2 separate regions of the Homo sapiens genome follow, and region 1 is linked to region 2. Evidence: read pairs that join two places in POLR2A ChIA-PET (ENCODE). Cell type or tissue: Panc1. All regions are shown on one strand. Each heading gives the region's core, and the rest is flanking DNA. Links, peaks and the distances in the headings are about the cores only. Region 1 overlaps HIVEP2 (HIVEP zinc finger 2). Region 2 overlaps HIVEP2 (HIVEP zinc finger 2).

Region 1 (2,925 bases), core at 227-2,726, 58 kb before region 2:
GTAAGAAAGGAACATTCTCATCCACACAATATTCTTCCTTTTATGGTACTTTTTGAAAAGTTAGTACATACAAATTATTATTATTTTTTATAATAATATTGCTTTGCATGTCCTGGCATTTTCCTTCAAGCAGTGAATGTTTTTGACTGGTCTTGACATTATTCATTTTAAAGTGATATTAGCTGGAGTCTGGGCTTTTAAACACATGGGTGATCAGATTTATATGCTGTCACTACATTGGATATATTTATTTAGGAATTATGTAAGTGATATTCCTTCCTAAAAAAAGAAGGTGAAAATTATTAAGACTCTCATAAACTTGAAAATATTGGGTTAAAGAGCAGTAATTAATTTGCTGATAATTATACAATTATTACTGTTAGTAATTTCTGGAGTCAGACATCACTGAAGTCTTACTTTAAATTAGGAAGTCCAAAATACATAATTCTGTGTTCTGTGGAAATTGCTATATTTTGTGATTTCCCCAAACCTTTTCTTCATCTGTTTATCTCTCCTTTCTCTTTGATATGCCTTTATATGTTTTTTCTTATTATTACTTATACCAATTAGGAAAATGAAAAGGAAGAAAACCCTTTTAATTCATTCTATTTGGATACCTTTTAGCTGGTCTTATAACGATTTGATAAGGTTGCAAATTAGATTTGCTATCTGTTATCTCCGGGTGTACTATAACTTCTGCTATCACAGATCATTCAGAGTAGACCTTTAAGTTTCAGTATATTGTGGCCTTCAAAATGTTTCCTATTATACAGGACTTCCTTTTATATTTTTATAGCTCTTCAGATGCATACAAGTCTTCTGTTTGGTTCCTTGTATTTTGAGATAACAGAAGAGGCTATCAGTATTTATGTTTGAGTATTAATATTTACAAACTGATGTGAAAATGTGGACTCTTATGTATGCTCTACATTTCTTCTGGCCTCCTTACAAAGACTGCCCTTTGTTTTGCTATTCTAGCTTAGGTGAGTGGAGCCCAGTACTGTTAGCTTATTTGAGCTACATGGCTTCATTTTTCCAAAATTATTTTCTTATTTTTTCTTATTCACAATTTGACTCTTCCTGCTTTGTTTTTCAAGTATTTTACCTGGTTATACCTTCATTCGTTCATGCATTTAATAAGTTTTCATTCACATATTCATCATTCCATCAGTAAGTATTAACTAAACCAGTAGTATGAGCAAATCCCATTTTGTTCCACAAGCATGCTGCAGCCATCTGAAACCCTGACTGAAGGCTTCTTTCATATCATTTCATAGTATTTCCTTCTGTCTATCCTTCCTGTCTCCTTCAGTTTGCAGTATAGGATGGCTGTGTGAAGGAGCCTCTCATTTTTCACTCTCCATGCAAAACCTACACAGTGAATCTTAGTGACTGATCATATGCCTTGTTTCTATGATGGCATGAATTAATATTTGTGTAATGACTTACTCTCTGTCTGCAAATGGCTTCCATGTACATTATCTCATTTGAGGCAATAGCTATTATGTAGTTATTACTCACACTTTATTTTGTGTATAAGGGACCGGAGGCTTCATGGTGGGGGGGTTGGTTTTAGTTGAGTAATTTGCTTAAAGTCACAGCACTAGTGAGTCATAGAACCAGAATCCAACTCTGTTTCTCCCATTTTTGGCTAACATGTCAGTCACTACCAAGTCACCAGTCTAGTTAACTGGCAGTGTTCAAATGTTGGAGCGTTGTGGATGTGGCCACTATGTTCTTTTTATTATGACTGACATAAAGAAATAGAAGCCAGCCGTATCAAAATCTGGGGGCAGAGTCAAATCTTATACTTTTAGGGAATCTTGAGGTAGTCCAAGGAATAAAATGCTGTAGAAAGATGTGGACTGTAAATTTTCCAGACCTCTGTCAGTTATCACCTTCTGGAAACTGAAACCTGATGATACCAATTGTTAAGTTTACCCAATCACTTCCCTGATCTGAGAATCTCATGATTTCCAAGCAATATCCCTTGTGGATCAAGAATGGCCTCTGGAGTTCCGGTTCCCTTGGCAGTTACAGTTTTCACTATAAATCCTTTAATTGGATATTGGACAAAATCCCCCACATAGAGATCTTTATTTTATGTTTGAATCTGATATCACATTGATGTCTCACCCATGAATTGCCAAGAGAAAAATTCGCTTTCTTAATCGCATTTTCTACCTCATCTATTATTTGCATTTTGGGTTAATGCACTTTACTGACGTCGGAGTCTGGTTAATAATTTTATTGTAGTATTACTTCTCTTCATGTTTGAGCTCCTTTGCCCGCATCACCCCTTAACAATTTATACTTCTCTCATGCCACTTTTTGTATGCATTTTTGTACTTGCACTTTATAATAAAGTAATTTATGTGAAGTTTTCCTGTCATATGCCTGCACTGTAAATTGCTTGTGTCTTCTTTATTCTTAAAAATGGTGATTGAAAAAATAGTAGACATTTAATAAATATTTGTTGGGTTTAATAAAAATAATTGCTTGTGAGGTTTTTTTTGTTTGTTTTTGTTTTTTGTTTTCTGTTTTTTTTTTTTTTGAGACAGAATTTCACTCTTGTTGCCCAGGATGGAGTGCAGTGGCACAATCTCGGCTCACTGCAACCTGTGCCTCCTGGGTTCAAGCGATTCTCCTGCCTCAGCCTCCCTAGTAGCTGGTATACAGGCACCCACCACCATGCCCAGCTGATTTTTTGCATTTTTAGTAGAGATGGAGTTTCACTATGTTGGCCAGTCTGGTCTTGAACTCCTGACCTCAGGTGATCCACCCACCTTGGCCTCCCAAAATGCTGTGATTATAGGTGTGAGCCACTGCACCTGGCCAAGTTTCTGTTTTAAAATTCACTTTGGGGACTGAAAATCGATACCTGGACACAGGTTTAATTTTAATTATATTTGTGAGATGAATCTG
Region 2 (2,925 bases), core at 93-2,592:
ATTGTGAACCCTTTATATAATGAACTGGAAATTGGAATTTGTATTTGTATATATCGATGGTAAGGTTTAATGGAACAATTTTCCCTAACTGCATTTATTTTGTATCCAGGAAGCGTCAGGACAATCATGCCCATAAGAACTCTAAACTGTTCAGGTAATCATTTCGTTTTTAAACTGTCCTAGAAATATGCTTTGTTTTCTATATTAAGAAGACTTTATAATTGTTTTGTTTAGATGCACCCTTTTATCTTTTCCAAAGTTCTGTGACATCTAATTCTTATAGCCTTGATGTCATTTTATTAATCACTGATTTTAAGCTGTAAAATATAGTTATACTTTATAGTAATATATAATACTTTATGAATTATGTATTTTATAAAACATGTATCATATATGTATGCTTATATGTATACTATGTTATATTTATATTTTATATTAATATGTAACTATATATATGGTTTTTTTTTGAGATGGAGTCTCGCTCTGTCGCCAGGCTGCAGTGCAGTGACATGATGTCAGCTCACTGCAACCTCTGCCTCCCGGGTTCAAGCAATTCCCCTCCCTTAGCCTCCCGAGTAGCTGGGACTACAGGTGCATGCCACCACACCCAGCTAATTTTTGTATTTTTAGTAGAGACGGGGTTTCACCATTTTGGCCAGGATGGTTTCAGTCTCTTGACCTCGTGATCCACCTGCCTCAGCCTCCCCAAATGCTGGGTTTACAGGCGTGAGCCACCATGCCTGGCCACATATTGTTTGTATTAAGCTATAAAACATATCTCTATATAGAGATATGTAATACACTTTGGCATACAAGTCATAAAACTTGGTTAGGAATAGCTCTATTTTTTTTTAATGGGGCTTTCTAAAACCTTATACTTTTGTAGATAATATCCATCAAGGATTTTCCTTCAAATGGTTTTCTAAAGTTAAAAAGTATTTAAAAGAGTGACCAAAATTCAAACATGGAAGAGACTTATGTTCATGACTTAATGCTGAGTTTGAAATTAATATATTTTAATTGTGGAATTAATGTAATCTCAATAAAAATAATTCCTTGGAGTAAAAAACATTTCAAATTTATCTAATTTCTGGTTGGTTAGTTAGGTTTTTTTTTTTTTTGGTTTCTTATTTGAAACTGTTATGACAATCTCTTTGTATTTTCTTTTTCTTCAGATCATTTTATCTTAGTGAAACTGGCAATTGAACTTTGCTCTAGTTGATGGGCAAAATTTCTCCTAGACTATTCATCATCCCAATTTCATCCTAGTTGAAAATTTTCAAATGCCATAAGAAATCTTTATAGATTTGCACTTAGCTTTTGGATGGACGTTTCTACAATGGAGAGAACTGTGTTATAGCCCTGGTCCAAGGACATTACTAGCTAATGCCCATCGACTGTGGTGTGCGTGTGGAAGGTTCCAAAGAGAAGGAGCAATCAGCAAGTTTGCAGACACCCTGGAACATGGAAGCAACCAAGCTTTAAGAAGCACAGCTTTGGAGACACTCCATGAGTCTGCACTGCTTTCAGGGGAACTAGCACTTAAGACCTTGTGTAACAAAATGGACACTGGGGACACAGCTCTAGGACAAAAAGCTACCTCAAGGTCTGGAGAAACTGATAAAGCATCAGGTAGATGGAGACAGGAACAATCAGCTGTTATTAAGATGAGCACTTTTGGCAGTCATGAAGGACAGCGGCAACCACAAATAGAGCCTGAGCAAATCGGAAACACAGCATCAGCACAACTGTTTGGTTCTGGGAAACTGGCCTCCCCTAGTGAAGTGGTGCAGCAAGTCGCAGAGAAGCAATATCCACCGCATCGTCCGAGTCCTTACTCATGCCAACACTCACTCTCTTTCCCTCAGCACTCATTGCCACAGGGGGTCATGCACAGCACCAAGCCACATCAGAGCCTCGAAGGTCCTCCGTGGCTTTTCCCTGGCCCTTTGCCATCCGTTGCCTCTGAGGACTTATTTCCTTTTCCTATACATGGCCACAGTGGTGGTTATCCTAGAAAAAAGATTTCAAGTCTGAACCCTGCTTATAGCCAATACTCCCAGAAAAGTATTGAACAGGCAGAAGAGGCTCACAAGAAAGAGCACAAACCCAAAAAGCCTGGCAAGTACATTTGCCCTTACTGCAGCAGAGCGTGTGCCAAACCTAGTGTACTGAAAAAACACATCAGGTCCCATACTGGGGAGCGGCCATATCCATGTATACCTTGTGGTTTCTCTTTCAAGACAAAGAGCAATTTGTACAAGCACAGGAAGTCACATGCCCATGCAATTAAGGCAGGATTAGTACCTTTCACAGAGTCAGCTGTATCTAAATTGGACCTAGAGGCTGGTTTTATTGATGTAGAAGCAGAAATACATTCAGATGGTGAACAGAGTACAGACACAGATGAGGAGAGTTCTTTATTTGCCGAGGCTTCTGACAAAATGAGTCCTGGTCCACCCATCCCACTGGACATTGCCAGCAGAGGCGGCTATCATGGGTCATTGGAAGAATCATTGGGAGGTCCAATGAAGGTGCCGATTTTGATTATCCCTAAAAGTGGGATTCCTCTCCCTAATGAAAGCTCTCAGTATATTGGCCCTGATATGCTACCAAATCCATCTTTAAATACTAAGGCTGATGATTCGCACACAGTCAAACAGAAACTTGCACTAAGACTGTCAGAGAAAAAAGGACAAGATTCTGAGCCATCGCTCAACCTTCTGAGCCCGCACAGTAAAGGAAGCACTGATTCTGGTTACTTTTCTCGCTCAGAAAGTGCTGAGCAGCAAATAAGCCCTCCCAACACAAATGCAAAGTCTTATGAAGAAATCATCTTTGGAAAATACTGTCGGCTTAGTCCGAGAAATGCACTCAGTGTTACAACCACAAGTCAGGAGCGTGCCGCAATGGGTAGGAAGGGCA

The links. ChIA-PET counts read pairs that join two places held together with the same protein. Peaks named below come from ENCODE experiments on the same cell type or tissue, not always from the same donor. Only the 100,000 strongest peaks of a DNase experiment are listed, where the experiment ranks them.
Region 1: POLR2A ChIA-PET joins it to region 2 with 8 read pairs; 5 of 35 experiments call an interaction of 5 or more read pairs at or near these places.

The regions. Positions count from the first base shown.
Region 1 is chr6:142,831,822-142,834,746 of GRCh38, reverse strand. The region is part of intron 2 of HIVEP2 (HIVEP zinc finger 2); the gene reads left to right. Among named protein-coding and RNA genes, the nearest start is that of HIVEP2, 110 kb to the left of the region's middle. In Panc1, for the core only: no CTCF peak of the experiment used is centred there; a DNase peak (open chromatin) is centred at 1,496.
Region 2 is chr6:142,773,376-142,776,300 of GRCh38, reverse strand. HIVEP2 (HIVEP zinc finger 2) reads left to right here. Exons shown (of 10, transcript NM_006734.4): 4 at 110-154; 5 at 1,176-2,925. The coding sequence starts at 1,563. Among named protein-coding and RNA genes, the nearest start is that of HIVEP2, 170 kb to the left of the region's middle. In Panc1, for the core only: no CTCF peak of the experiment used is centred there; no DNase peak of the experiment used is centred there.